Regions from separate parts of the Homo sapiens genome. Here region 2 is linked to region 1. Evidence: read pairs that join two places in POLR2A ChIA-PET (ENCODE). Cell type or tissue: GM12878. All regions are shown on one strand. Each heading gives the region's core, and the rest is flanking DNA. Links, peaks and the distances in the headings are about the cores only. Region 1 overlaps GBF1 (golgi brefeldin A resistant guanine nucleotide exchange factor 1). Region 2 has its middle 36 kb from the start of ELOVL3.

The links. ChIA-PET counts read pairs that join two places held together with the same protein. Peaks named below come from ENCODE experiments on the same cell type or tissue, not always from the same donor. Only the 100,000 strongest peaks of a DNase experiment are listed, where the experiment ranks them.
Region 2: POLR2A ChIA-PET joins it to region 1 with 7 read pairs; 6 of 35 experiments call an interaction of 5 or more read pairs at or near these places.

What each region holds. Positions count from the first base shown.
Region 1 is chr10:102,251,726-102,267,313 of GRCh38, forward strand. It overlaps GBF1 (golgi brefeldin A resistant guanine nucleotide exchange factor 1), which reads left to right. Exons shown (of 40, transcript NM_001377137.1): 2 at 7,204-7,309; 3 at 8,325-8,391. The coding sequence starts at 7,214. Among named protein-coding and RNA genes, the nearest start is that of GBF1, 14 kb to the left of the region's middle. In GM12878, for the core only: no CTCF peak of the experiment used is centred there; no DNase peak of the experiment used is centred there.
Region 2 is chr10:102,182,668-102,198,469 of GRCh38, forward strand. No RefSeq gene overlaps it. Among named protein-coding and RNA genes, the nearest start is that of ELOVL3, 36 kb to the right of the region's middle. In GM12878, for the core only: no CTCF peak of the experiment used is centred there; a DNase peak (open chromatin) is centred at 6,874; H3K27ac peaks cover 1,022 bases.

The sequences.
Region 1 (15,588 bases), core at 33-2,532:
CTTTATGTTTTGTAGAGACAGGGTCTCGCCATGTTGCCTAAGCTGGTCTTGAACTTCTAGGCTCAACTGATGCTCCCTCCTTGGCCTCCCAAAGTGCTGGGATCACAGACATCAGCCACTGTCCCCAGCCAAGATATGTTTAGAGATAACTACAAAGTGCTGTGGGTGGCCGGGCATGGTAGTTCATGCCTATAATCCCAGCACTTTGAGAGGCCGAGGCAGGCAGATCACTTGAGGTCAGGAGTTTGAGACCAGGAGTTTGAGACCAGCCTGGCCAACATGGTGAAACCCCAACTCTACTAAAAATACTCTGCTAAAAAAGTGGAAAAAAGGGCTGGGCGCAGTGGCTCACACCTGTAATCCCAGCACTTTGGGAGGCCGAGGTGGGCAGATCACCTGAGGCCGGGAGTTTGAGACCAGCCTGACCAACACGGAGAAACCTCATCTCTACTAAAAATACAAAATTGGCCCGGCATGGTGGCGCATGAATGTAATCCCAGCTGCTGGGAGGTTGAGGCAGGAGAATCGCTTAAACCTGGGAGGCAGAGGTTACGGTGAGCCGAGATTGTGCCATTGCACTCCAGCCTGGGCAACAAGGGGGAAACGCTGTCTCAAAAAAAAAAAAAAAGTGGAAAAATAAATAAATAAATAAATAAGTGGTTTTAAGATTGTTCTTAGAACCACTGTGATATTCTGACTCCCTCATTGACTTTTGGATGGAATGAGTAAGGGTTTATCAGGTGGACAAGAGTGAGAAAAAACATTCAGAATAGAAAGGGAGCTTCATATGCAAAGGCAAAGAGGCAGCAAAGACCATGACTTTAAAAAGTAGGAATGATGTGGCGTGGTGGCCCACACCTATAATCCCAGCATTTTGGGAGGCCAAGGCAGGCAGATTGCTTTGAGCTCTGGAGTTTGAGACCAGCCTGGGCAACATGGCAAAATGTTGTCTCTACAAAAAATACAAAAAAATTAGCCAGGCATGGTGACTCATGCCTGTAGTTCCAGCTACTTGGGAGGCTGAGGTGGGAGGATCGCTTGAGCCTGGGAAGCAGATATTGCAGTGAGTCAAGATTGTACCACTGCACTCCAGCCTGGGCGACAGAATGAGACCCTGTTTCAAAAAAAAAAAAGGAACTTTTTAACTTTTTAGGGTCTTTTATTTTATTTTATTATTATTATTTTTTGAGCCGGTGTCTTGCTCTGCTGCCCAGGCTGGAGACCAGTGATGCAATCTTGGCTTACTGCAACCTCCACCTCCTGGGTTCAAGCAATCCTCCTGCCTCAGCCTCCTGAGTAGCTGGGATTACAGGCCCCTGCCATCATGCCCAGCTAATTTTTGTATTTTTAGTAGAGTGGGGGTTTCACCATGCTGGCCAGGCTGGTCTCAAACTCCTGACCTCAGTTGATCTGCCTGCTTTGGCCTCCCAAAGTGCTGGGATTACAAGCATGAGCCACTGCCCCCAGCCGAGGGGCTATTTTAGACAAAGAATATGTGTAGCTTATATGGGGCACCAATGGCTGCCACCCAGCTTGAAAAATAACATCACCAAAACTGAGGCTGCATGTATGTATGCCCTTCCCTGTTAGTTCCCCCACACTCCCTGCCGCTTGCCACTATTCTCAATTTTTTTGTGTGAGCTTCTCTGGGGTATAGTCCTAGAAGTGGAATTGCTGAAATATAGGATATGAAGTGCTTTAGCTTTGTAAGATAATGCCAAATTGTTATTCAAATTCATATTAATTTAGATACATACCAGCCACTTGGTCTGCATTTTTTACCAACTTAAAAACAATTTTTTTTTTGAGACAGGGTCTTACTCTGTTGTCCAGGCTGGAGTACAGTGGTGTGATCGTGGCTCACTGCAGCCTTGACCTCCTAGGCTCAAGTGATCCTCCCACTTCAGCCTCTCAAGTAGCTGGGACTACAGGCACATGCCACCATGCCCTACTAATTTTTAAATTTTTTGTAGAGATGGAGTTTTGCTATGATGCCCAGGCTGTTCTCAAACTCCTTGGCTCAAGTGATCCTCCTGCATCGGCCTCCTAAAATGCTGGATTATAGGCGTGAGCACCTGGCCTTTTAAGTATTATCAGATTTAAAGTGTTTTGCTATTTCAGGAATGTAAAGTGGTATATCATTATAATCTTATTTTGTAATTTTCCTGATTATTAATGAAGCTAATAATCTTTTCATATATTTATTTGCTGTTTATGTTTCCTATTCTGTGAAACACCTATTCATCTCTGTTGCCAATTTTGGGGAGGGGTTATATGTCTAGTTCTTATAGTTTTGTAGCAGTTATTGTATACTCTGGATATTACTCCTTTATATTAGTTATATGTGCCTCAAATATTTTCTTCTGGTTTGTGCCTTATCTTTTCCCTCTTTTTTATGTTGTCTTTTGAACAGGCATTTTTAATTTTAACATGGTTGAATTCACCAATTTTTTAAAGAGGTTTTGCTTTTTGTTTCTTGTTTAGGTACTTCTCCCTTATGCTGAGTTTATAAAAATACTCTCCTGTAGCCAGGTGCTGTGGCACACACCTGTTGTCCCAGCTACCCAAGAGGCTGTTGTGGAAGGATTGCTTGAGCCTAGGAGTTTGAGTCCAGCCTGGGCAACATGGCAAGACCCTATCTCTAAAAAAAAATCAAAAAGAAAATATTCTCATATATTAGCTTCTAAGAGATTTCAAGTTTTGCTTTTCATATTTAAATAACCTGAGATATATTTTTGGTATTCCATTAAATAAGAATACAATTTATTGTTTCTTTTTCTCCTGCTTTTGTTGGATATAGACAGAGTTGCCAAGTGATACAGTGACTCCTCTTTGGATCCTGTTGAGGTAACTGGGATGCCACAAAGCACTAGGGGAATGTTCTAGACCCAGCTTTAAATGGACAGTGGTTTCAAGGGTACATGTTACTCAGAGTCTCTGGGCCAGTGGCTTATCTGGCTAAGGGTGTTAGTTGGTATTTATTTAGTTGTTCCCTCTCTTATTTATTTTTTTCTATTAATTTTTCATTTGTGTGGGTACATAATGAATGTATTTCTCTTGTTATTTCTGACACAAGATAAATCTTAAGTTCGTTTCTACTATACTTTTATGAGGTTTCTGCAGGCCTTTATGACCTTGTGACAAGGGATTTCTTGGCCATTGGCTACCAGGCAGCAAGTGGTTCATCAGTTTCCCATCTGAAGCTGAAGGGCACAACTGTTTGGAGATTCCCTGAGTGAGGGGACATACTCAGAGACCTAGAAGGAGATTAGGCAGCTCTGCATAGTACTTGAAAATAATTCCTCTTCATTCCCTAGATGTTTCTTTTTTTTTGAGACAGAGTCTCACTCTGTTGCCCAGGTTGGAATGCAGTGGCGCGATCTCGGCTCACTGTAACCTCCACCTCCTGGGTTCAAGTGATTCTCCTGCCTCAGCCTCCCAAGCAGCTGGGATTACAGGTGTGTGTCACCACACCTGGCTAATTTTTGTATTTTTAGTTGAGGTGGCGTTTCACCATGTTGGCCAGGCTGGTCTTGAACTCCCAACCTCAGGTGATCTGCCCACCTCAGCCTCCCAGAGTGCTGGGATTATAGGCGTGAACCACTGCGCCCAGCCCTAGATGTTTCTTTTTTACAATGATTTTTTGCTTAGACCTTTGCTGTCTTAGAAAGTGGTTACTTCTTTTCTAAAGGGCTTATTCATTTTTAGTCAATCAGCTGATTAAAATTTAAAAGTAGTTAATAGGTAATATATGTTTGTGACACAAAATTCAAAAGGTAAAAAAGAATATACAGAGAAAAGTTAGTCTTCCTTTCACTCCTCCACCACTCAGTTCCATAGTCATCCAGTTTCTTTCCCTGGAGGCCGTAACCTCTTAGCATTTTCTTACAAGTCCTTCCAGAGACCTAGAGCATATTCATCTTGCCTACATAATTTAAGGAAAGGGAAATACCAGGAAAGATTTAATCTTTTCTCTTCTGATACTTTAAATCATTTTTGAATATATCTTTCTTCTATTTCTAAGTTCTCCTCCTCCTCAGAAGAGAGCGTGGTTGTACATTCATATCATTGACACTTCTCAGAAGAGAACGTTGTTGTGTTCCTAGAGCATTTGGAAAGCAGATAGTCTTCTGAGATTAACCTAGTTTTTTAAATTGTCATTAATATAAATCTTGTGTTGGATTCCCTTGTGGACTGGGGAGCTGTCATGGGCATGGACACATTATTATTATTATTTTAAGACAGAGTCTCGCTCTGTTGCCCAGGCTTGAGTGCAGTGGCACGAACGCGGTTCACCGCAGCCTCAATCTACCGGCCTCAAGCAATCCTCCCACCGCAGCCTCCCTGGCAACTGGGACTACAGGTGTGCACCACCACACCTGGCTAATTTTTGTATTTTTTATAGAGACAGGGTTCGCCATGTTGCCAAGGCTGGTCTCGAACTCCTGGGCTCAAATGATCTGCCCACCTCAGCCTTCCAAAGTGTTAGGGATTACAGGTGTGAGCCACTGCGCATGGCCCCTGGACAAAATTTGTACCAGTTTCTTTTTCCTTTATCATGGTGGTTTTCATGCTTTTCACTTTCTTGGGGGGCCTCATCTTATGCAAAATATGCAAATTGAGCTACTTGCTAGGTACATTTCTTTCTCTATTATCTCTGGCTGTGTCTGTTTTTGTATCTATTCCACTAAACTGTATAAATGCCTCAAGGACATAAATTATATACCTCTTATCATTATTAATGTTTAATTATATTGATAGTACAGTAATACATTCTCTTTGTAAAAAAAAAAAATTTTTTTTTTTTTGGGATGGAGTCTGGCTCTGTTGCCCAGGCTGGATGGAGTACAGTGGCATGATCTCGGCTCACTTTAACCTCTGCCTCCCAGGTTCCAGCGATTCTTCTGCCTCAGCCACTCGAGTAGCTGGGATTACAGGCGCCCTCCACCACACCTGCCCAATTTTTGTATTTTGAGTGGAGATGGGTTTCACCATGTTGGCCAGGTTGGTCTCGAGCTCAGGTTATCTACCTGCCTTGACACTCCTGAAGTGCTGGGATTACAGGCATGAGCCACAGTGCCCGACCTTCTTGTAAAAAGTTAAAATATTACAGATCCAGCCTGGGCAACAAAGTGAGACCCCATCTCTACAAAAAGTACAAAAATTAGTTGGGTTGGTGGTGTGCGCCTGAAGTCCCTGCTACTCAGGAGGCTAAGGCAGGAGGATTGCTTGAGCCCAAGAGTTCAAGTCTGCAGTGAGGCATGACAGTGCCACAGGACTCCAACCTGGGTGACAGAGTGAGACCTTGTCTCAAAAAAACCCCAAAAGACAAAACGATTACAGATAAGGCTCAAGTATCCTCTGATTGCACCCTGTTTTCACAGCACCTTCTCTAGGAATAATTATGGTTATAAGTTTGGGTATATTAGCACAGACCTTTTATTTTATATTTACATATCATATTAATGCTTTCTTGCTGTCAGTTAATATGAGTTTTCAGAACTTTTCAAAGGTCTTGTCACTGTCACTGTCCAGTTTTCTGGAGCTGACTGGGCAGATTGGATGCAGTCATTTGTTTATATTTATATTTATATATTTTTAGAGATAGTGTCTTGCTCTGTGACCCAGGCTGGAGTGCAGTTGTGGGGTCATAGCTCACTGCAGCCTCGAACTCCTGAGCTCAAGTGATCCTCCCGCCTCAGCCTCCCCAGTAACTAGAACTACAGGTGTATGCCACCATGCCTGGCTAATTTTTTAGTTTTGTTTTTTTGGTAGAGACTGGGTCTCACTGTTTGCCCAGGCTGGTCTCAACTCCTGGGCTGAACTGATTCTCCTGCCTTGGATTCCCAAAGTGCTGGGATTGCAGGTGTGAGCCACTTCACCTTGTCTGGATGCAGCCTTTACGCTGACATTGCAACTGTGGTTCTAAACCAACACTATGCTTCCAACAACCTTTATTCTTTTCTTTAACTTGAATCTTTAAATTCAAGTTAAATTTTTATTGAGTAGATTAAAAAGAACAAAGGGAAGACTATATACTTAGGAGAGAGCGAGAGAGAGTGTCTCGATATGCTGCCCAGGCTGGTCTTAAATTCCTGGGCTCAAGCAATCCTCCCGCCTCGTCCTCCCAAAGTGCTAGGATTATAGGCATGAGCCACCATGTCTGGCCAGAAATATTGTTTTTAACAAGCTGACATTACAGTTGTATCTGTGTACTTAAAGGCATCATAGGACTTTGGGAACAATTGACTTTGAAGAATTTGACATGCTTCCTGAGGATTGTTGAGGTGCCTTTGAAAAATGTTCTGGATTGACTCGCTTTGAGTTGTATCTTGAACTACCTTGAACTTCTAAAGACCCCCAGGAGAGCCAGATAGTTGGATTCATAACATAAGATGGACTTCATCTCATTTTAGTATTACAGATTTTTTTTTTTTTTTTTTTTTTGAGGTGGAGTTTCACTCTTGTTGCCCAGGCTGGAGTGCAATGGGGCGATCTTGGCTCACACAACCTCTGCCTCCCAGGTCCAAGCAATTCTCCCATCTCAGCCTCCCGGGTGGCTGAGATTACAGGCATGCGCCACCTCGCCTGGCTAATTTTTTGTGTTTTTAGTGGAGAGAGGGTTTCTCCATGTTGGTCAGGCTGGTCTTGAGCTCCCGACCTCAGGTGATCCACCTGCCTCTGCCTCTCAAAGTGCTGGGATTACAGGCCTGAGCCACTGCACCTGGCTAACAGATTTTATGAGTATAGAAAATTTTGGTACTGGCCAGGTGCAGTGGCTCACGCCTGTAATCCCAGCACTTTGGGAGGCCCAGGCGGGTGGATTACCTGAGGTCTGGAGCTCGAGACCAGCCTGACCAACACAGAGAAACCCCGTCTCTTCTAAAAAAAATACAAAATTAGCCAGATATGGTGGCGCATGCCTGTAATCCCAGCTACTCAGGAGGCTGAGGCAGGAGAATTGCTTGAACTCGGGAGGCAGAGGTTGTGGTGAGCCAGGATCACGCCATTGCACTCCAGCCTGGGCAACAAGAGTGAAACTCTGCCTCAAAAAAAAAAAAAAAAAAAAGAAAGAAAGAAAGAAAATCTTGGTACTGAAAAGTTAAATCACAATTCTAACCTTATCAGGTACTGATTTTTAAACTTGGGTATGCTTTGGGTAACCAAATATTAACCAGACTATTATCTTAACTGTTTTGGTAGGTTTGCCAAGATGGTGGATAAGAATATTTACATCATTCAAGGGGAGATTAACATTGTGGTTGGGGCCATCAAACGAAATGCCCGATGGAGCACCCATACACCACTGGTAAGTGGGAAATGGATAAATAGCCTGGTCACTAAGTTTTTATAGGGGATCTGTTGGCATGGTTAAAAGAGTAATCAAATTCCTAGTAATAATGAGAATAGTAGGAATTCAGAGTTGTTCTTGATATCTTGTTTTTTTGTATCCCAACTAGCATCAGATATATAGGCTATCTTTTTTTCTCTGGGACCCAAAAGATGACACCATTCTTCTTCTAAATATTTTTGTAAACAGCTTAAGCTAGTCCTGTGCTTGGGACCTCTTTAGTATGCCTAAAAGTATCAGAAAGATTCTTTATTTTCTAATTCTTTAGGGCTATAATTAGCTATCAAATTTATTTAAATCAGGGTAGTTATTGATACATAGAACATGACTTAGTGATGGTACTCCTTCTTGGGGGTTCAGCAAACTTCCATATATAGAGTAGGCCATATCTTACCAATCAGATGAGTAAGAAACTTACCTGTTATACAGTTGGCTTTCTTTGCTATATATGTTTGAGGACTTTTTTTTGTAGAATTGTGTAAAACAATTTTTGGCCCAGTTGTAAAAGCAAGTTTAGAAATTGCCAACTTGGGAGTTTATATGAACATAGTTGGTAAGTGCATTTGGAAATTTCTCAAGTTCTTTCATAAAAATGTATTGATTTAAAAGTGAGCATGGCATCAGGAATATCTTTGAAATGAATATGTATGATGACATAGTGGGTATGAAAAGGGAGAGAAGACAGAATAATACACATATAAAGGACCTGGCAATCTGTAGTAGCTTGAGTGTTATGGTGATGATATAGATTAGCACTTAAGAATTCACTATTTTGTATAAGCCCAGAGTATCTCTACGAAATAAGAGATTAGGGTACAGAAAAATATGAACTATGGCTAATTTTCTTTTCCTCAGAAGGAAAACTTAAATGATTTTCTGATTGGATTCATAGAAAGAGCCCTTGATCTGTCCTTTATTTTCCTTTTCCTCTTTTGGCCCAATAATGACTTACTTTAATCTATGTGTTCTACAGGATGAAGAACGGGATCCTCTGCTGCATAGTTTCGGTCATCTAAAGGAGGTTTTAAACAGTATAACAGGTAAGTCTCCATATGTATGTGGATTACTAATCTTGGTAAAAAATATGTGTTTGATTTATTGAAAGGATAGACAAACTTTTTGTATAAAGGACTTTATAGTAAATAATTTAGGCTTTGTGGGCCATACACAACTGCAACTACTTAACTCTGCCTTTGTAGCTCAAAAGCAGCCATAGATAATATATAAATAAATGAGAAATATATATTTTCTTTTTGTTTATTTCATAGAGACAGGGTCTTGCTATGTTGCCCAGGCTGGTTTCAAATGCCTGAGCTCAAGCAATCCTCCTGTCTTGGCCTCTCAAAGTGTTGGGATTCCAGGCTTGAGCCACTGTGCCTGGCCTATATTTTCCTTTCTTCTTTTTTTTTTTTTTTTTTTTTTTGAGGTAGAGTCTCTGTTGCCCAGGCTGGAGTGCAGTGTCATGAACTCAGCTCACTGCAACCTCTGCCTCCTGGGTTTAAGCCAGTCTCCTGCCTCAGCCTCCTAAGTAGCTGGGATTACAGGCGCGTGCCACCACACCTGCCTAATTTTTGTATTTTTAGTAGAGACGGGGTTTCACCATGTTGGCCAGGCTGGTCTCAAACTCCTGGCCTCAGGTGATCCACTGCCTCGGCCTCTGAAAGTGCTGGGATTACAGGAATGAGCCACTGCGCCTGGCCTATATTTTCTTTAAAAAAAAGAATCTGCAAGCCAGATTTGGCCCATGGGTGCAGTTTTCCAATCCTTGGTTTATTGCATTGGTTTCAGTCTTCATGATCTTTCAGTCTTCATGTGTTCTAGAATCATTTGTCCCTTTGTTTGCCCCCTATTTTCCTAATCACGGTAACCTTATATAATATATTCATATGTTTAGAATTTTCAAAGCCATTTTCACATTTATTACCTTATTGAACTTTTATACAACCCTGTGAGGGAGGCATGGCAGCTATTGTCCCCTTTTTGTGAAAGAAGTTAAAGCCCAGAGGAGTTTAAAGTGATTTAGCTGAGGTCACACTAATCCTAAGAGGTGGAGTCAAAACTAGAATTCAGGCCTCTGTTGCCTGGTTTAGGGCTCTTTGCTCTATATTGCTTCTGTACATGTGATTAGAAGAGAATGTACACATTAAGTACCTTATATTTGTGTGTGTGTGTGTGTGTGTGTTTATTTTATGTATATATATACACACACACACACACATATACACTGGCAGGAAAGGAGGAAAGTGTCAAAACCAAGGGGATGTAGATACAGACTGAAAGGGACAGCCTCAGAGCTATGTTCCTTTGTTGACCACAAAGGGCTCCTGCAGTGTATAACCCTGGAATGCTTTTGGCTAGTGACATATGTCAGACTGTAATTGGATAGTGTTTAGGCTTCTGCAAATTAAACAAACAATAAGAAAATTTCTTCTTTTCATTAGAAATATGGGAGAAGATCTGGAGAAAAAATCTATTTTACTTTCCTAAACATGGGCTAAAGTTATCTAAGAGTTCCCTACATATTTTCTTTCTTTCTTTCTTTTTTTTTTTTTTTTTTGAAACAGTGTGTCTCTCTGTTGCCTAGGCTGGAGTGCAGTGGTGTGATCTCGGCTCACTGCAACTGCAACTTCCGTCTCCCAGATTCAAGCGATTTTCGTGCCTCAGCCTCCCAAGTAGCTGGGATTACAGACGTGCACCACCACACCCGACTAATTTTTGTATTTTTACTAGAGACGGAGTTTCACCATGTTGGCCAGGCTAGTCTCAGACTCCTGACCTCAGATGATCCACTTGCCTTGGCCTCCTAAAGTGCTAGGATTACAGACGTGAGCCACCGTGCTCAGCCCATATTTTCTTTTTGTGCAGTGGCGTGATCTCAGCTCACTGTAACTTCTGCTTCTTGGGTTCAAGCAAGTCTTCTGCCTCAGCCTCCTGAGTAACTGGGATTATAGGCGTGTGCCACTATGCCTGGCTAATTTTTGTATTTTTAGTAGAGATGATGTTTCACCGTTTTGGCCAGGCTGGTGTTGAACTTCTGACCTCAAGTGATCCGCCCACCTTGGCCTCCCAACCATATTTTCTTTAAAGGAGCAAATTTCACTCAATTGAAACAGCTTGGAAATGTTAGCTAAGAAGGATCAAGTATAGAGGAGGCAATTGTTGACTAGTTAGCAGGGCAAATGCTGCTACTAGGTGGCATGTTCTTATTTTATGGCCTGTACCGACTGGTACTTGAGTGCTTTAGAATGTTGGCTACTTGCACAGATTTTTTTTTTTAATTTTACAGATAAAGCTTACATATCCCAATTAGAAAGGAAATATAATGAATGGAGATTTACAGTTCTTTTTGTTTGGTTTTGAATTCAGAGTACTGTCTTCTTAAGAGATATTAAGAGGATCAAACAAGTTAATATAATTGGAAACACTTGGTAAACATCTTATACACAGTGAAGGATTGTTGTTATAAGTGACTGGGAATACCCTAAAATGACTGAGATCACCCTGGCCTTGTAGGCCTTTTGGTCATTCTGCAAACCTTGAGGAGCTGAGGTGGTGCTGCTATCCTGACAGAGCCACATTTCCTGCCTGCTACTGAATCCAGATCCCATGCTTATTTTCTTCATGCTAACATGTCCCAAGATTTTACCTCAGAGACCATACCTGTGGTGAATGATGCAGTCTAGGAATTGTAGACTATTTAAGAGCTATCAAAGTTGAGTCTGACGCCTGATTTCCTTACGTCCTTGGGTCAGAAATCCAGCCAGATTATCTGCTCTTGGAACTAGTAAAACCAGAGTGTGTTCAGGAGCCATTTCTCTCATTGGTGGTAGGAACATCTCTGGGTGTTGCTAAGCTTTCCCCTGGAGTGAGAGGGAAGGGAGTAGTGTTTTCCAAGGCCAACAGCTGTGGCATGTCTTGAAATGGTGCCTGCCAAGGTTGCTACATTGTTCTTGGTTTTTAGCATATTACCTGCCTGAGAAAATGACAGAATAGACCTAAAATAGAGCATTTATGGTCTTCATATTGCTTCTGACCCCACACACAGTGCCGGCTCCCAGGAGCAGGTTTATGGGTCAGCTGTCCCTGTGGTCCTGGACTCTGCAACCCATGACTAATTTCTTGTTTCTTTTACGGAAACAAACAGATTTTTCTGATTGGCAGTGTCAGGAGGACTGCTTTCCTGGAAGCTTATTAATGGTAGGAGGCTGGGAAAGGGTTTTTAACTTGGAGAGAAAACTGAAGGGAATGTGCTTGTGTTAGATGACCAGTTAAGGTGTACCACTTAGATTGGAGGAGGGATAGCAGGAATTCTAGGACTTCTACCCAGTTTCTCATGAAACTGACTTGGACATGGTCCTTTTTTGCAAAGGGTTTCTGTTTGCATTTTTCTAGGCTTTCTGCTGGCTTGATTGGTAAGACTATCACTGTTGGAAATGGGTGGTTCATTGGACATTGTCAGTAAACCAAAATGATTTTTTTTTCTCTTTTTGTAGAAAGAATCTTTAAAATGTATAAGTACTACCTACACTACTCCTCCAGGAATATTATCTCATTATTGTGAAGGAAATAAGTCCTTTTCTCCAGTAAGGTTGGCTAAGTCCATACTAGTTTTTCTCACAGATGTATGTCATTGGACCACATTTACAGTCAGTATTTGCCTAAACTGTATGATGACTACAAGGTCTATAGCATTTAGAGTAATAAGATATTCTAATAATACCAAATTTGAAAAGAGGGTTGCTCTTGGAAGAAAAAGGGTGTCCAAGAGCAAAGTTTGCATACTGTTACTTTGGATAAAGCTTTAGCTTACCACCAGTGAGAGAGACTTGACTGCTGTCCCTCATTTGGTCTTGAAGTCCTCTCAGGACTCCTTTTAGATTATTCTGAAGGAGTTAAAACAGATGTGTGGTTACCAGGGGCTGGGAGGGGGTATGGAGAGTGACTGCTAATGGCTACAGGGTTCCTTTTTGGGGTAATGAAAATGTTCTAGAATTAGATAGTAGCGATGGTTGCACAACTTTGTGAGTATACAAGAAACCACTGAATTGTATACTTGAAAAGGATAATTTTATAGTATGTGAATCATATCTCAGTTTATAAAGGAGGCAAATGTAGGCTGCAGAAGTGATGGATTTGCCAGTTTTTTCTCAGGTCTCAGAACTGTGGAGGGAAGTCTCTGTAGTCACTGCTGTGCTTTGGACCCATTACCCAGCAAAGGCAGCATAAGGCTCTGTTCAGCTTCTGGCCCAGTTTGTCCTTTTATGTCTCTCTCATTAACTCAAGGAAGCACATGGCTTTTATATTTAAATTTATTCAAACTGTAATCTTTGACATTTGAGTTAGCTTTTAGTACAGTTTTGCATTTATAGTAATATATATTATGTATTTTCTCTATCCCCAAAGAATCCGTTTTAATCTTTTCCGGATGCAAATTTCAGGCTGTCTTGTCCCATCTTCCCTCTCTTGCTCTCTTTCCCCTCCCCCCACGGAGTGTGTTTGATCAGGTGTGGCAGGAATATCCACTGTCAAGCTGCGCCCTTTATATTAGTCAATATTATCCTTCTCCCCCCTCCCTGTCTGTCTGCCCCTTTGGGCTTTCCCAGTTGATTTATAATTTTGGAATTCTCATTGGAGTCTGTAATACAGTTTGTTCATTATTTAACCAAAACCTGTTTAATGAGCAGAGAGAGGCAATGTAAATGTTAGGCATGTTGCAGTGATGTACCTTTGTGCTTCTCAGAGCGGGTGGGTAGTTAACTCTGTGCTGCCTGCAGGGCTGGGGTGTCCTGGCCTTAGGGGCAGAAGGGCCACTGCCTCTCTCTTACATCTGCCCAAGCCCTGCCATGGGTTTAGATTCCAAAGACACATTTCCTTTTATTCTTCTAAGAATCTTTTGGGGCTCTTGCATATGGGAGTTATCTTCAGTCTCGCAGCTAGACCTTGTGGTAGGATCTGTGGCATGGGATGGGGCATGGAAGGGAAAGTGAAATATCAGGATACTTGATATTGCTCTTGGTTTTAGATCTGACAAGAGTAGACAGTTTATGGGAATGCTTCTAGCCAATATGGTCTGTGGTCTTTGATCTCTTTGTTCCCAGACTAGATAAATTCTTGCAAGCCTTAGTTCCCTTCATCCAGTATAGCTTTATGGAAAGGGCTATAGTCAGTTGTGAGTTGTGGTGTTTGGTTGTAGTCATTTGCCTCCAGATATAGTCTGTCTTTGTCCTTGGTCTTTAAACTTAGATCATTACAAAGAGATTCTTTTCCAGAAAATTTTTGGTTTAAAACAGGAGAGGAACAGTCTAAAAGTATCACAACCAGGCTAGGTGCAGTGACCCACATCTGTAATCTAGCACTTTGGGTGGCCAAGACAGCAGGATTACTTGAGGCTGGGAGTTCGAGACCAGCATGGGCAACATACCAAGATTCCCCCCATCTCTACAAAAATAAAAATAAAAAAAATTAGTTGGGTATGGTGGCGTACAACTGTAGTTCCAGCTACTTAGGCTGAGGCGAGAGGATCACTTGAGCCCAGGAGTTCGAGGTTACAGTGACCCATGATTGCGCCACTGTACTCTAGCCTGAGTGACAAGAGTGAGACCCTTTCAATGAATGAATGAATGAATGAATGAATGAAAGAAAGTATCACAACCAAAATCTTCTCTTATGGGATCATCTTTTAATGACTTACTTTAAAGCCTTCAGGGCCAGGGCTTGAGGAAGACTTCTTAGGGTGTGCGTGTGTCTATGTGCGTGTGAGGGTGTGGTGGTGAGGAGTTTGCCTTTGGAGATTTAGTCCCAGGTCTTTTTAGCTCTGAGGACCTAATGTCCAGTTTTGGTTATCAGGACTGGGGTTCTCAGTGTAAGACTAAGGTGGAGGGCCGGGTGCGGTGGCTCACGCCTGTAATCCCAGCACTTTGGGAGGCCGAGGCGGGCAGATCACGAGGTCAGGAGATTGAGACCATCCTGGCGAACACGGTGAAACCCCGTCTCTACTAAAAAAATACAAAAAATTAGTCGGGCATGGTGGCAGGCGCCTGTAGTCCCAGCTACTCGGGAGGCTGAGGCAGGAGAATGGCCTGAACCTGGGAGGCGCAGCTTGCAGTGAGCCGAGATCGTGCCACTGCACTCCAGCCTGGGTGACAGAGCGATACTCTGTCTCAAAAAAAAAAACTAAGGTGGTCTTGAGGCCCAGTATAGGTACCCATATTAACTATAACATTGTTCTAGCTTCTTAGACCTTTTCTTTTGGGGATTCTCCAAGATTTGGATTCCTTCAGGGCCTAGCTTATTGAGTTGCTTCTAACTGATATTTATTGACTATCTGGTATGTGCCAGGCATTTTTCTTAGGTACTTAGGAAGTGGGTCTGTAATGGTAAACAATCAGTCAGACTTCCTGCCCTCATAGCCACTGGTTTGACAGGACTAATGACTCTAGCTGATCATTCCAAAGCTAACATTTTGTAGCCTCTACTTTATGCTATATGGTCCCTATCAGGCATGGAATGGATGACCATGAGTGAGAGCAATCTGCTGCCAGCTTTTCTTATTCCTGCTCTTTCCTTAAGGAACAAGCCAAAGAAATAAGTAAAAACAATAGCTCATATTTGCTTATTTGGCTTTCACATGTAAAGCTGTTATGGCCAGAGTTTAGCTATTCCCAAAGACATTGGTGGGTTGCATAGCGTAATTCTGGGGGATAGGATATTTCTTTACAGAGCTTACTGGGACAGCAGGTTATGGCGTGCTTGAGTTTAAGAGGGAGAAGCACGTGCCAGGAGAAAGTGGATGTGTCAGGAGTTTATTTAAGTATAGTTTATCCTGGACAAACACACCTGTAGGGTACTGTCTGTCTCAAGCTTTGTGAATTCAGAGTCTGAGCTAGGAGGTTTGAGTCCATCTAACCTCCAGAGGTTTGCAGAGAACATTTAAACAGAGTCTGGAAGCCAACTTGGGAGGAACTATGACTTAACACCTGTCTGGCCTGGGCCTCTTAGCAGTAGCCGCTTAGGTAGAAAAGAAACTGTTTGAGAATGCCTGATACCTCAAGTTTAATCTGTTTCATTTGGAAAATGGGGAGGTGTAGAGAAAAGAGATTTTAGTAGTCATTGTCAGGAAAAAGATTGAATAAGAGTATATTATATGTGCCAGGCATGGTGGCTCACACCTGTAATCCCAGCACTTTGGGAGGCTAAGGCGGGTGGATGACTTGAGGTCAGCAGTTCGAGACCAGCCT
Region 2 (15,802 bases), core at 5,768-8,267, 63 kb before region 1:
CGTGATCTGCCTGCCTCGGCCTCCCAAAGTGCTGGGATTACAGGCATGAGCTACCACGCCTGGCCTTGGCATTTTTATTTTATTTATTTTGAGACAGGGTCTTGCTCTGTCACCCAGGCTGGAGTGCAGTGGCACTATCTCGGCTCACTGCAAGCTCCGCCTCCCAGGTTCATGCCATTCTCCTTCCTCAGCCTCCTGAGTAGCCGGGACTACAGGCACCACCACCACGCCTGGCTGATTTTTGTATTTTTAGTAAAGACGGGGTCTCACCATGTTAGCCAGGATGGTCTCGATCTCCTGACCTCGCGATCCACCTGCCTTGGCCTCCCAAAGTGCTGGGATTACAGGCGTGAGCCATTGCTTCTGGCCTTGTTTATTTTTTATTTTTATTTTTTTAAATTGAGACACAGCCCAGGCTGAAGTGGTGAGATCTCGGGTCACTGCAACCTTTGCTTCCTGGGTTCAAGTGATTCTCCTGCCTCAGCCTCCCAAGTAGCTGGGATTACAGGCACTAAGTCCCTATGCTGCACACAGCACAGGAACCCTTGGCCCAGCCCACAAAACTAATTTTTCCTCCTAGGCCTCTTGGCCTGTGATGGGAAGGGATGCTGTGAAGACTTCTGACATGCACTGGAGACATTTTCCCCATTGTCTTGGGGATTAACATTCGGGTCCTCATTACTCATGCAAATTTCTGCAGCCAGCTTGAATTTCTCCTCAGAAAATGGGATTTTTTTTTCTATCGCATTGTCAGGCTGCACATTTTCCAAGCTTTTATGCCCTGTTTCCCTTTTAAAACTGAATGCCGGCTGGGCGCGGTGGCTCACGCCTGTAATACCAGCACTTTGGGAGGCTGAGGTGGGCAGATCACGAGGTCAGGAGATCGAGACCATCCTGGCTAACACGGTGAAACCCTGTCTCTACTAAAAAATACAAAAAATTAGCCGGGCGTGGTGGTGGGCGCCTGTAGTCCCAGCTACTCGGGAGGCTGAGGCAGGAGAATGTGTGAACCTGGGAGGTGGAGCTTGCAGTGAGCCGAGATTGTGCTACTGCACTCCAGCCTGGGCAACAGAGCAAGACTCCGTCTGAAAAAAAAAAACAAAACCAAAACTGAATGCCTTTAACAGCACCCAAGTCACCTCTTGAATGCTTTGCTACTTAGAAACTTTTTTCCACCGGATACCCTAAATCATCTCTCTCAAGTTCAAAGTTCCATAAATCTCTAGGGCAGGGGCAAAATGCTGCCAGTCTCTTTGCTAAAACATAACAAGAGTCACCTTTGCTCCAGTTCCCAACAAGTTCCTCATCTCCATCTGAGACCACCTCAGTCTGGACCTTATTGTTCATATCACTATCAACATTTTTTTTTTTTTGAGACGGAGTTTCGCTCTTGTTGCCCATGCTGGAATGCAATGGTGTGATCTTGGCTCACCACAACCTCCACCTCCTAGGTAAGTGATTCTTCTGCCTCAGCCTCCCGGGTAGCTGAGATTACAGGCATGCACCACCACGCCTGGCTAATTTTGTATTTTTAGTAGAGAAGGGGTTTCTCCATGTTGGTCAGGCTGGTCTTGAACTCCCGATGTCAGGTCATCTGCCCGCCTCGGCCCCCCAAAGTGTTGGGATTACAGGTGTGAGCCACCATGCCTGACCCATTATCAGCATTTTTGTCAAAGCCACTCAACAAGTCTCTAGGAAGTTCCAATCTTTTCCACATTTTTCTCTCTTCTTCTGAGCCCTCTAAATAGTTTCAGCCTCTCCCTGTTACCCAGTTCTGAAGTTGCTTCCACATTTTCAGGTATCTTTTCAGCAACACTCCACTCCTGGTACTAATTTACTGTATTAGTCCATTTTCATGCTGCTGATAAAGACATACCTGAAGCTGGGCAATTTACAAAAGAAAGAAGTTTAATGGGCTTACAGTTCCACATGGCTGGGAGGCCGCACAATCACAGTAGAAAGACAAGGAGGAGCAAGTTACAACTTACGTGGATGGCAGTAGGCAAAAAGAGAACTTGTGCTGAGAAACTCCCATTTTTAAAACCATCAGATCTTTTGAGACCCATTCACTATCACCAGAACAGCACAGGAAAGACCCACCCCCATGATTCAGTCATCTCCCACTGGGTCCCTCCCACATCTTATTGGAGCTACAAGATGAGATCTGGGTGGGGACACAGAGCCAAACATATCACTGCATGTTCTCACTTATAAGTGGGAGGTAAATGATGAGAACACATTGGCACAAAGAGGGGAACAACAGACACTGGAGCCTACTGGAGGGTGGAAGATGGGAGGAGAGAGAGGATCAGAAAAAATAACTAATACTAGACTTTATACTTGGGTGAAGAAATAATCTGTACAACAAACCGCTGTGACAAGTACAAATTTGCTTATATAACAAACCTGCACATGTACCCCTGAACTTAAAAGGTAAAAAACAAACAAATGAAATCAACCCAATAGTTCCAGAGACTATTGTTTTGGATAAACATAAAAATTTATCTTTCTGGTCTTAAAGCTTGAAACTTATATTTGCTTTATTTGAGTTCCTTCATTAGTAAATGACCTTCAGGCTTCTCCCCCGCAAAAAAAAAGTATCAATGAACTGAAACTCACCAGATCACTACATCCAGACAATGAGACTTTGGACCCCTCATTCATCATGATTACTTCCTTGGCCCTCCCTACTTCCTGTTTTCTTACACATTACATTTCTTCCCCTCTGTATAAAACCCTTGTTTTAGTTGATCAGGGAGATGGATTTGAGGTTTTGAGCTCCCATCTTCTCAGCTGCAGCACCCGATTAAAGCCTTCTTCCTTGGCAATACTTGTCATCTCAGTCATTGGCTTTCTGTGCAGCGAGCTGTAGGACCTAGACTGAACCCCTGATGTTTCAATAACATATTTTGGTTCCCTGACTGGGAACATGTTGCTTGTGGCTCAGCTGCCATGGGTGGAGTCTCAGAAGCCCTCTTATGCAGCTGCCTGACAAATTTTATTTTATTTTATTATTTTATTTTATTTCCTTTGAGATGGAGTCTCACAGTGTCACCCAGGCTGTAGTGCAGTGGCACAATCTTGGCTCACTGCAACCTCTGCCTCCCAGTGCTATAGGAGTCAGAAGAAATCACTTGGGCAGATAGCCAGGGTACGGGAATCCTCAGTAAGGCTTTTCTTTTTCTTTTTTAATGAAAAGCTGCCCCAAATCATTTTCTAACAAAGAGCAGCCTGAAACCTGGGAGTTTGCAAGGGTGAATGCCAGCAGGAACTAAGGAGTAGACATGTTCAAGATAGCGACTTCATCTTCCCTTCTCTGCCAGTCATGTGTACTGTAAGGAGCAGACCAGATGGTGTCGATCACCTCGCCTCTACTAAAAATATAAAAATTAGCTGGGCGTGGTGGTGGGCGCCTATAGTCCCAGCTGCTCAGGCGGCTGAGGCAGGAGAATTGCTTGAACCGGGGAGTCAGAAGTTGCAGCGAGCTGAGATCGCACCATTGCACTCCAGCCTGGATAACGAGAGCAAAACTCTGTCTCAAAAAAAAAAAAAAAAAAAAAGAAAAAGAAAAAAAAAACAGATGGTGTCGATCAACTGGAAAGGCCATTTGCGTAACAAGATTAGGGTGGGGCAACCAGCCTTTCCTGAGCACTATGTAAACGTCATAGCTGATCAAACCAATCTGTGAGCCCTATGTAAATCAAGACACATTAAAACAGTCCACACTAAATCAGACACTGCCTCCTCAAACTGGTGTCTTCACTACCAGCCAGTCCTTTCCATTCGGAGACCTCTTCTTCTATAGAGGAAGCTATTTCTCTTTTCTCTTCTACCTATTAAACCTCTGCTCCTAAACCCCTTGTGTGTGTCTGTGTCCTAAATTTTCCTGGCCTGTGACAATGATAAATATATACCTGAGGGCATATACCCCAGACAATGTAGCCACTTCACCAGGTTCAAGTTATTCTCCTGCCTCAGCCTCCCCAGTAGCTGGACTACAGGCATGCACCATGCCCATCTATTGACCAATATCAGCTGGAAGTGAGTTTCAGTTTCTCTCTGGCCCCACCATGGTCAGCCCCAACCATCCTCCTGATTGCCTTGGAAGAATAGCCTTCGAAATTGGACATCTGCATCCAGATAGGTGAGTATCCTTTGTGGGCCCAGACAGCAGGATTTGCTCCTCTCAATTTGGGAAATTTTTAAAAGAATTTTCATTTGCAGGTTGAACAAGCCCAACTGACTGAGGGAGGGAAACACCCTGACTGTTTTTATGTGGACACTCTTGGGGGCTAGTTTATAATTGTATGTTGTGTCTGGGCAAGTGAGTGCCTCGTGTGTGTACCAGACAGCGGGATCAGTTCCTCTCAATTTGGGAAATTTCCTAAGGAATTTTTGTTTGCATTTGATCAAGCCCAACCAATGAAGAGAGGAAGCACCCTGACTGTTTGAGTTTGGACACTCTTGGGGCTTGTTTTTTGCTGCAGCAGTTGGATTGTGTTTTGGTGATCATTTGTGTGTGTTTTATATAGTCATGAGAAGTTAGAATTCGGTAAACTGATATTCATTTGCAATACTGTTGGCCCCAGTGTTGTTTGGAATCTGGCGTTTGCTGTTTGGAATCTGGAGTTTGCTGCTGAATGGGAAAGTGGGATGGAGTTGTGTGTATCCAGGCTTTTGTGCTGCTGTTCTAAGCAAGGTTGGGCCTGGCAGGTATGTGATGTTCTCCTTTGTTGCTGTTTGACCCCAATGTTCTTTGGAGTCTGAGGAGGTTTGGCCTTTAAAAATCAAACTGCCATGGAAACTACTATACCCAAAATTTTGATTCACAGCCTTCACTGAATTACCTACTGGGACAAAGTGTAACCATGTAAAACCAGTAAGCTTGTATTGCTATCTCATAGCTATAGTTCCAAGGTAAAAGCTATTGGATCTTTGTTTATGTGTGTATATTCATGTTTAGATGTGTTTATTTGTATGTACCCTTATTGGTATATGTTGTGTCTACCAAATTGGCTTATAAGTAAAACAGCACTCATAAATTAAATAAGTCAAAGCAATTTTCAAGTTCGTGTGAGTTAAGTAAATTTTTTCGAAACCAGCTGGCTGTAAAATTATTGGTAAAATGAAAATAAAAATGTCTTCAAAATTGTGAGCATACATTTTTGTCTGGATTTTATATTTGTCTCTGGTAGATATTTTGAGGTTTCAGGGTTTGGCATAGAAGGTTATAAAATTATAAACCCAGCCAAAACAAATGATCTTCATGAAAATTTTTTGAAAAGTAGTATTACGGGATCACTGGATGTCAATTTTTCTGGCCAGAAACCTCTGTGGCCAGTGGTGCTTTGCCTGAGTTCTTGTCCTGCGTTCAGGAAGAATGAGGTACTCAGGCAAGTGAACCAGACAAAGAGGAGCTTTATTTAGTATTAGAGCAGCTCAGGGGAGACGCACAGTGGGTAGCTCCTTTCTGTTACTCGTTGTCCCAACGTCTGCTGCTCTCAGCAGAGAGGAGGCCCTGGAGAGGACAGCTCCTGTCTGCTACTGGTCATCTTGACGTATGCTGCCCTCAGCAGAGAGGAGGCCCTGGAGAGGATGGCTCCTCTCTGAAGCTGGTCCACGCAATGTCTCTTCTGGTCTCTGAAGCTCTTAGCAGAGAGGGTAGCTCCTTTCTGCCAGCTGGCCATCCCATTGTCTCTAGCTATCAGCAGGGGGAATAGCTCCTCTCTGCATTTGGTCCTCTTGTTGTCTCCCCAACCTCTGCCCTGCTGTGGCTGAGCCCAGGGCTTTTATGTGGCTCGGGGAAGGGAGTGTGTGCTGACTGGTCCACAGGAAAAAGCACCATGAGTTCCTCCTCCAATCAGCAGGAATGGCAGCCTGGCCCCCACACTTCAGGCCTGTCCTGGCATGAAGGTGGGGCTTCACTGGGGACTTGCCCCCTTCCACCCAGGAGCCTGTCTGCCTTCCACAGCCATCCATAGTGCCCAGGCTGCTGGCACCAAGGGGCACCTGCAGGCCAGCACCAGTCACTCTCAGCCCCTCTCAACTTCCCTTCCTGCACTCCTCAGTGCCCAAAGTCCAGAGGGGGGCAGGGCAGCAGGGGACTGGCGTGTCAGCACTGCCCTGAGCTTGCACACACCTGGCAGCACTGTGACAGCCCCTGGACTTGGCCCCAAGCCTGGTCCAAGATCAGAGTGGGCACCGGGAGCAGGGAAAGGCCAAGCAGCAAGAGCAGGGAGAGGCCAAGCAGCAGGAGCAGGCAACTCTGAGCCTACAAGGGCAAGGAGGGGGCCTTTTCAGGCCCCCCAAGAGTGCAGGGATGCCTGGGTCTGCAGCCCCAATTTGGGCGGCTGCAGCACCCCACAGCGGGGTGGGGTTCCTGCCTGCTCTGTGGAACTGGAGGCCTGTATCTGGAGCTGTGGACCAAGTTGCTGCAGCTGCACCCAGGAAGGGATGGATCCTGCCTGCTCCTGGCCCCAACAAGAGCACAGGGAGGCTCAGATCTGCAGCGAACACCTGTAGTCCCAGGTACTCAGGAGACTGAGGCAGGAGAATTGCTTGAACCTAGGAGGCAGAGATTGCAGTGAGCTGAGATTGTGTTACTGTGCTCTAGGCCAGGGAACAAAGCAAGACTCTGTCTCAAAAAAAAAAAAAAGACTTTTGTCAACCACAATCGATGTTTTGCTTTGATTCTTCTCAAAAAGTGACTTACAATCAGCTACAGTCCAGGGCTTGCTTCTTTGGAGGAGTTCATTAAAAGGACTTTTGATTTGCAGGTTTCTGATAACTTTGGGGTTTGTGCCACTGAATTAGAGAGAAAACTTCCAGGACTGTAATTGAAAAGCTGGTGTGTTCATAAAGATTGCTAACTCAATATGAAACAGAGCAAGAGTTGATTGCATGAATTGAAACTGAAACTGAAATAGTTTTTATGGCTTTTTGTTTGAAATATTGCTGATTCTTTTGTTTGTTTGTTTGTTTGAGACGGAGTTTCCCTCTTGTTGCTCAGGCTGGAGTGCAGTGGCGGATCTTGGCTCACTGCAACCTCTGCCTCCCAGGTTCAAGTGATTCTCCTGCCTCAGCCTCCTGAGTAGCTGGCATTTCAGGCATGCATCACCATGCCCAGCTAATTTTGTATTTTTAGTAGAGACAGGGTTTCTCTATGTTGGTCAGGCTGGTCTCGAACTCCTGACCTCAGGTGGTCCACCCACCTCAGCCTCCCAAACTGCTGGGATTACAGGTGTGAGTGACCACGCCCAGCTATATTGCTGATTCTTTTTGTTTTTTCAGAGTCTGAATAATTTTTCCTTTTGAGCTGTTTATAGCCTTTAAGCATACTTTAAGTGTATTAAGTGGAGTATACTTTTTTTTTTTTTTTGAGATGGAGTCTCGCTCTGTTGCCCAGGCTGGAGTGCAATGGTGTGATCTTGACTCACTGCAACCTCCACCTCCTGGGTTCAAGCAATTATCCTGCCTCAGCCTACTGAGTAGCTGGGATTACAGGTGTGCACCACCACTCCCAGCTAATTTTTGTATTTTCAGTATAGATGGGATTTTGCCATGTTGGCCAGGCTGGTCTTGAACTCCTGACCTCAGCTGATCTGCTTGCCTTAGCCTCCCAAAGTGCTAGCCACTGCACCCAGCAAAAGTGCAGTGTACTTTTTAATTTTTTTGAGATGGAGTGTCACTCTGTTGCCCAGGCTAGAGTGCAGTGGCGTGATCTTGGCTCACTGCAACCTCCGCCTCCTGGACCCAAGTGATTCTCCTGCCCCAGCCTCCTGAGTAGCTGGGATTACAGGCGTGCGCCACCATGTCTGGCTAATTTTTGTATTTTTAGTGGAGACAGGGTTTCACCATGTTGGCCAGGCTGGTCTCAAACTCCTGACCTCAAGTGATCCACCAGCCTCAGCCTCCCAAAGTGCTGGGATTACAGACGTGAGCCATCGCACCCAGCTGAGTATACTTTTGTAAACAGAATTTGAGTCATATATCTCTCTCTGCCTAATTTCTCCAAAATTTGTAAACTATTTGTGAATATTCTTAATTCATGGCAATGTATATGTTTGCATATACTTAATAACAACATATTTTCAGCCAGGCGCGGTGGCTCACTCCTGTAATCCCAGCACTCTGGGAGGCCGAGGTGGGCGGATCACGAGGTCAGGAGGTCGAGACCATCCTGGCTAACACGGTGAAACCCCATCTCTACTAAAAACACAAAAAATTAGCTGGGCGTGGTGGTGGGCGTCTGTAGTCCCACCTACTCGCAAGGCTGAGGCAGGAGAATGACGTGAACCCAGGAGGCAGAGCTTGCAATGAGCCAAGATTGTGCCACTGCACTCCAGCCTGGGCAACAGAGCGAGTGTCCATCTCAAAAAAAAAAAAAAAAAAAAAAACCAACAACATATTTTCTTTTGTAACAGGGCACAATTGAAGGAACTGGTTTTATTATCATTATTATTATTATTATTATTATTATTTTGAGACAGAGCCTTGCTCTGTCACCCAGGCTGGAGTGCAGTGGCATGATCTTGGCTCACTGCAAGCTCCGCCTCCTGGGTTCACGCCATTCTCCTGCCTTAGCCTCCCGAATAGCTGGGACCACAGGTGCCCACCACCACGCCTGGCTAATTTTTTTTTTTTGTATTTTTAGGAGAGACAGGGTTTCACCATGTTAGCCAGGATGGTCTCGATCTCCTGACCTCATGATCCACCCACCTCGGCCTCCCAAAGTGCTGGGATTACAGGTGTGAGCCACCACACCTGGCCAGGAACTGGTTATTTTCTCAGGGCTTTGACTGAAATGGTCTTGTGAGATGTTCCAGCAAAGCTGATTTGGGAGAGTCTATATGGACAATGATTCTTGCTGCACTGTGTGTGGGTAATCAGGTCGATTATATGGGACTGCAGCTTATTTTGCAGGTAGATTGGTCCTGCTGTGATTTGTCTTTGGTGGAAGCAGTGGACTGTAGAGAGAAATATCATGTGTCAGAAGAAACTCTACATTAGATTAACCTTTGATCCCTGGATGGCTACATGGTCACCCATGGTATGGAGCTGCCTATGACACCCCTCCTCATTATGAAGCAGCCAGAAAGATAGACAACCAGATTCCTCATGATTGAGGAATTGATCAATAGAAAGGGGGCACTGAAACCAACCCAATAGTCCCATAGACTGTTCTTTTGGATAAACATAGAAATTGACCTTTCTGATCTTAAAGCTTGAACCTTATATTTGTTCTACTTGAGTTCCTTCCTCAGGAAAGGACCCTTAGGCCTTTTAAAAAAAAAAAGAAAACTGAAACTCATCAGATCATTACATTTGGATAGACTTTGGACCCCTCATTCATCGCGATTGCTTTCTTACCCTTCTCTAGTTCCTGTTTGCCTACACATTGTTACATTTCTTCCCTGCTATATAAACCCTTTGTTTTAGTCAGTCAGGGAGATGGATTTGAGGCTGAGCTCCCATATCCTGGGCTGCAGCACCCGATTAAAGCCTTCTTCCTTGGCAATACTTGTCGTCTCAGTCATTGGCTTTCAGTGTGGCGAGCAGCAGGACCTGGACTGAACCCCTCGTGTTTTGGTAACACAAAAAGAAGATGGCTGACTGGAGGCATCTTGCACTTGCCTCCTCCACAAAGAAGAACCAAAATAGCGAATAGATAATAATACTTTGAATCAAGCATCTAAGGGAGACCACTGGAACTCAACAGGGAAGTGACAGGAAACACCTGAGGCACAGGAGGAGAGGGAAGCGAGACAGCCAGCTCTGCAGGCCAGGATTGGCTGGGAGGCCAAGGAGTTTCCCCAGTGTGGGAAAGTGTAAATGAGAGATCCCTAGTGATCCACATTCCCACCTGAAACCCGAGACATGGGAGAACCTCGTGATCCTTGCAGGCCCTGAGAATAGTGTAGGAGCTGCCTGGAGACTGTGTGACGTCAGTGCTCTAGAGAGGGAGCTCACACTGGGTCCCACACCCCTCCTCCATGACCCCTAAGCAGCTGCAGCATGGGATCATTTTTAGAGCTAAGCACCTATCAGACTGCATTCTGTCCTGGGGCCCAACAGCCCTTGCATCTCCACATCTCTGGAGCCTCACTGACATCCACCTGTGTCCACCTGGAGGGCTGAAGCAGCAGACGTGGTTGGACCCAGTAGAGGTTCCCTCTGATGTGGTTGCTCTAGCACACAGTATCTTGTACCCTAGGGAACAGGTAGTATAGCACACCAGGGAAGCTGCCCCTGGGGCAAACAGAGCCAAAACACAAAGTCCCTAGAGCCTGAGGGAGATGGGTTAATGGACACAAACATACAGTTAAATAGAAGGAATAAGTTCCAATATTCCACAGCAGAGTAGGGTGACTATAATTTGCAACAATATATTGTCTATTTCAAAATAGCTAGAAGAGAGGACTTTAAAGGTTCCTAACACATAGAAATGATAAATACTTGAAGTGATTATGAGAAACCCTCACCTGTCCAAAATCAAAGAATGGACTCAGAGACACGAAATGCAGCAGAAGCGAGACTTAATGGCGGTCTTGCAAGATCAGGTGTCCGGTAGGCAGGCATACCCGGGGCAGTTACAACAGGTAATTTATCTCCTAGCACGCAAGGCCCTCCCCCAGCTCCTCGTTGGTCTAGTACTATGGGGTTACAATCTTCCCGGACATCGCCTAAGTTTCATTATCCCCTTATAAGGTTATACCCCAGTCCCCTTCCTCACTTAAGTTTCAATTTCCCAATAATGAAACTTTCTTCCCTTTTATGGGCTGACCCCTCCTCTACATTCTGTTCTCTTATCGTGACTTTCTAGGTGCATGAGTTGTTCGGTTTGTCACATCTGCAGGCTGGCTGCCAGTACACAGATTTATCATGCCTTGAAAATAGACCATTTAAAATATTCTCTCACAAATTCCCTCCTCTTTTCTATTTACTTTCCTCAGTCTCATTTTTATCTAAACCCTTTTGGTCCTGAAATTGCTCTAGAAGTCATTTACTTTCTTCCTCATAGGAGAGTGAGTTTAATTTGGTTTCTAATAGTAGTAGGTTATTTTTCTGGTAAATCATGGGCATTTGTTTATTAATAGCTGTTTCAGGCCGGGCGCGGTGGCTCATGCCTGTAATCCCAGCACTTTGGGAGGCTGAGGCAGGCGGATCACTTGAGGTCAGGCCAACATAACAGCACCCCATCTCTACTAAAAATACAAAAATCAGCCTGGCATGGTGGTGCACACCTGTAATCGTAGCTACTCCAGAGGCTGAGGCAGGAGAATTGCTTGAACCCGAGAGGCAGAGGTTGCAGTGAGCTGAGATCGTGCTACTGCACTCCAGCCTGGGCGATAGAAGGAGACTCCAAAAAAAAAAAGAAAAGAAAAAATAGATGTTTCAGTTAATCTCTGTGCTAGTCCCCTCACACAAAGGATAATACAACATCCCACTGCTAAGACTTCTGCTACAATTATGAGAGATGTAAGGATTGAAGCTACCATGTACCATGCCTTTCCTTTTTTTTTTTTTTTTTTTTTTTTTGAGATGAAGTTTCACTGTAGCCCAGGCTGGAGTGCAGTGGTGCAAACTCAGCTCATTGCAATCTCTGCCTCCCAGGTTCAAGCGATTCTCCTGCCTCAGCCTTCCAAGTACCTGGGTCTACAGGCACACACCACCATGCCTGGCTAATTTTTGTATTTTTAATAGAGACAGAGTTTCATCATATTGGCCAGGCTGGTCTCAAACTTCTGAACTTATGATCCGCCCCACTCGGCCTCCCAAAGTGCTGGGATTATAGGCGTGAGCCACCATGCCCAGCCACCTTTCCATTTTTTTTTTTTTTTTTTTTTGAGACAGAGTCTCATTCAGTCGCCCAGGCTGAAGTGCAGTGACGCGATCTCGGCTCACTGCAAGCTCTGCCTCCCGGGTTCAAGCCATTCTCTTCCTGAGTAGCTCCTCCTCTCCTCAGCCTCCCGAGTAGCTGGGACTACAGGCACCTGCCACCACGCCCTGCTAATTTTTTTGTATTTTTAGTAGAGACGGGGTTTCACCATGTTAGGCAGGATGGTCTTGATCGCCTGACCTCGTGATCCACCCGCCTCGGCCTCCCAAAGTGCTGGGATTACACGTGTGAGCCACCGGGCCTGGCCCACCTTTCCATTTTTTAAACCATCTTTCTAGCCAGTCTATAAATGGGTCATCAATCCCAGCATTTTCTGCCAGTTTGTTGGCTAGGGTTGTTAGCCCTTGTAATGCCTTTGTGATAGTTCTATCTGGGGCAGTATTATTGGGAATGAAAGTACAACATTTTCCACCTAGCATAACACATACACCTCCTTTTTCTGCTAATATCATATCTAATGCAAACCTGTTTTCCTAGGCTGGTGGCATCTAACTGGCTAGCCACCCCCTTGAGGGCATCTTGAGTATAATGAATGTCTGTTGATTATAATAGATGTAATTAATCCAATCTACTTTTTTGTTAATAGTTGACCAGCAGAAGAGTGCTGACTCAAACCCCACAGCTATTTGGTTTTGGGCCTTGAATTAATTAGGCACCCCCCTGGGGACTCACTGTGTCAATGTAGATATTGGGATTAAAGGAATTTGTTAAATGTCTCCGGTTTTGGTGGCCATGTGAATTTTCAGGTATCTTATGGAATGCCAGGGTAAAGGGAACAGCCAGTTGGACTAAAGCACAAGTACCGGTCCAATTGGACCGTAACAGGTTATGGAGGTTCCTCTTCCCACAGTACCACCAGACATCAGCCCAGGGTATATGGAGAACTGAGTAATTGCCATTGCCTGACTCACCAGTGACGTTTAGGATGTGGGTACAAGTCAAGAGTTCTCCCATGGACTTATTGAACTCAGCCTCCTGCCTGGAGAGACAAGAGGAGTGGTTCATACTCCCTATAGAGAATGAGGGGATTGCTGTGGGATCCGACCTCTGCAATGCAGGAAAGAGTAATGACAGACTCTTACAAGTCTCATCTCCCCATGCATTCTTGTCCTGGTATAGAGCCAACATGCAATGCATTCCTTCAGGATTGGTATCCCGTCCTAGGGGAAACGGAACCACCTGTGCTTGTGGTCATCCTGCAGCACACATGTAGCAGTTACTCTTGTTGAGGGCTTGTACCAAAAATTTGACCTATTTGACCCAGGCATTCACATCTGCTTACCCTGTCTCAATTTCTTTTGCCTTTTTCCCCCTTCTTTCCTTCCTTCCTTCCTTCCTTCTGTCCTTCCTTTTTCTTTCTTTTCTTTCCTTCTTTCCTTTCTTTTTTTTGAGATAGAGTCTCACTCTGTTGCCCAGGCTGGAGTGCAGTGGCACAATCACGGCTCACTGCAACCTCCGCCTCCCAGGTTCAAGCTATTCTCCTGCCTCAGCCCCACTAGTAGCTGGGATTACAGGCACATGCCACCATGCCAGGCTAATTTTTGTATTTTTAATAGGGACGGGTTTTCGCCATGTTGGCCAGGCTGGTCTCAAACTCCGGGCCTCAGGTGATCCACCCGCCTTAGCCTCCCAAAGTGCTGGGATTACAGGTGTGAGCCACCGCACATGGCCCCCGTCCCAATTTCTAAGGTTTGCCTTAAATCCTTCAATTATTTCTATTCTTTTAGGATTATTGTTGGGTGAACTAGAGTGTTTGTTGGGGTCTGGAGTTGGAGTGGTCCCAGGCAAATGAGAGGTTGAGTTCTCGACTAACTTGAGGATAAATCTACCTAAAGGATCCCTCCCAATAATATCTGCCCCTAACTCATATACTCAAGATGCTACCTCTGGCTTTTGGTTTAAAATGACTGGGTTGTCAATAAAGATGAGTATAGCATTACATTGTAGATTCTGACAATTATTTGGTGGGGAGCCCTTGGACAGTTGTATTTTATTATTTAGGGCCCTCCAAGATGGGGTTACCCACCCCATATTGACAGTCCAACCCTGGTATTTGGTGGTCCAGCAAACATCATCCCAGCTAGGTCAGGGACTTGCCCTACGGTAGCCTTTGTCTGGTTCAGGGCAGAGATATACTTATCTGCCTGTGAAAGCTGCCTCTGGTTTTCTAAACTTCTACAGGATAAAATTTGGCAGGCATCAAACTATAGTTTGGGGTGCTATTGTTCTAGTCACATTAATCACCAATTTGATCGGGTAGGAAGGGGTCTCCTGCCAATTTCCATTTTGACCTTCCACCCTTTGTATAGTAAGCCATCCCAACCACATTAATTTCCAAAAGTAGGGCCTTCCCATGGTCTTCTTTGTTAAGTTTTTTTTCAGACTCAACTTTAAAGATTTCTCGGGTAACTGATACACTTTCCACTGGTCTTTCTTCCTCCCTTCTGGGGTTTCTTTTACCAGTCTCTTGACTCATGTATAGTGAGTCCACCCCCGTTCAGCTTTTCATACAGCTGTCTTGGTGGTCAGGAGCACTTGATAGGGAACTTCCCAGCTGGGTTGGAGCATATCTTCTTTCCAAGTCTTAATCAGCACCAAGTCATTGGATTGGAAGTGGTGAACTGTGAACTCAAGAGGCAGGGTTTGAGTTAGAAGTCCTTTTAACCTAAGGGATGACAAGGTGGAGTATATGGCCAGTATATAATTTCTTAAGAATTGGTCCTTGGTTTTCATAGTAGGAAGATCTGTAGCCCTGCCCAAATATTGGAGTCTGTATAATAACTCATATGGGGACAGTCCCAAGTCTGTTTTTGGGGGCTGTCCTTACCCTAAGGAGTGCTACTGGAAGACATTTGGTCCAAGGAATTTTAGTTTAGTTTAGTTTTTTTTTTTTGTTTTTGAGATGGAGTCTCACTCTGTCGCCAAGGCTGGAGTGCATTGGCGCTATCTCGGCTCACTGCAAGCTCCGCCTCCTGGGTTCACGCCATACTCCTGCCTCAGTCTCCCAAGTAGCTGGGACTACAGGCGCCCGCCACCACGCGTGGCTAATTTTTTGTATTTTTTAGTAGAGATAGGGTTTCACCGTGTTAGCCAGGATGGTCTCAATTTCCTGACCTTGTGATCCACCTGCCTCGGCTTCCCAAAGTGCTGGGATTACAGGCATGAACCACCGTGCCCAGCCGAATTTTAGTTTTTAAGATTAGTTTGGTAATATGCTTTTTGAGAGTTTGATTCATTCTTTCTACGTTTCCAGAGGAAGGGGGATGCCAAAGGGTGTGATAATCCCATGTAATTTGTAAACCTTCCGTAATTCCCCTTAATACCCTTGAGGTAAAATGGCTCCCATTGTCTGAATCAGTATTTTCTACCAAGCCAAATCGGGGTATAATCTGCTCTAAGATTATTTTGATCACATTCGTGGCAGTAGCTGTTGGAAGGGGAAAGGCTTCCACCCTGCTGGAAAGGTAATCTGCTATCACCAGCAAATACTTTAGTTTTCCTACTTCAGGCATTTCTGTGAAATCTACTTGAATGCTCTGGAATGGTCTCAGTCTGGGAGGTCTTCCTCCTGTGGCCTGTTTTCTAATTACCTTTTTGTTTGTCCTTTGACAAGTTACACAACTTCCACATATTTGTTTAGTGAGGGTGTGGATCCAGTTATTCCTAGGTATTCCATCACACAGAGCCTGGGGTTCCCAATGACTCCCTTTGCGTAATATAGACATTAGTTCTGTCATCAGGGGTTTACTTATCATTTCTCTCCCATCAGGAAGTACCCATTTCCCATCTTTAGTTCGAGTGACCCTCTATCCTGTCTAATTCTTCTTTCTTCTCTCTGGTAAGCTGGGGTCTTCATACTACCTTAGGGATGTCTGGGATCAGGCTAAATAGTCTAATTTCTTT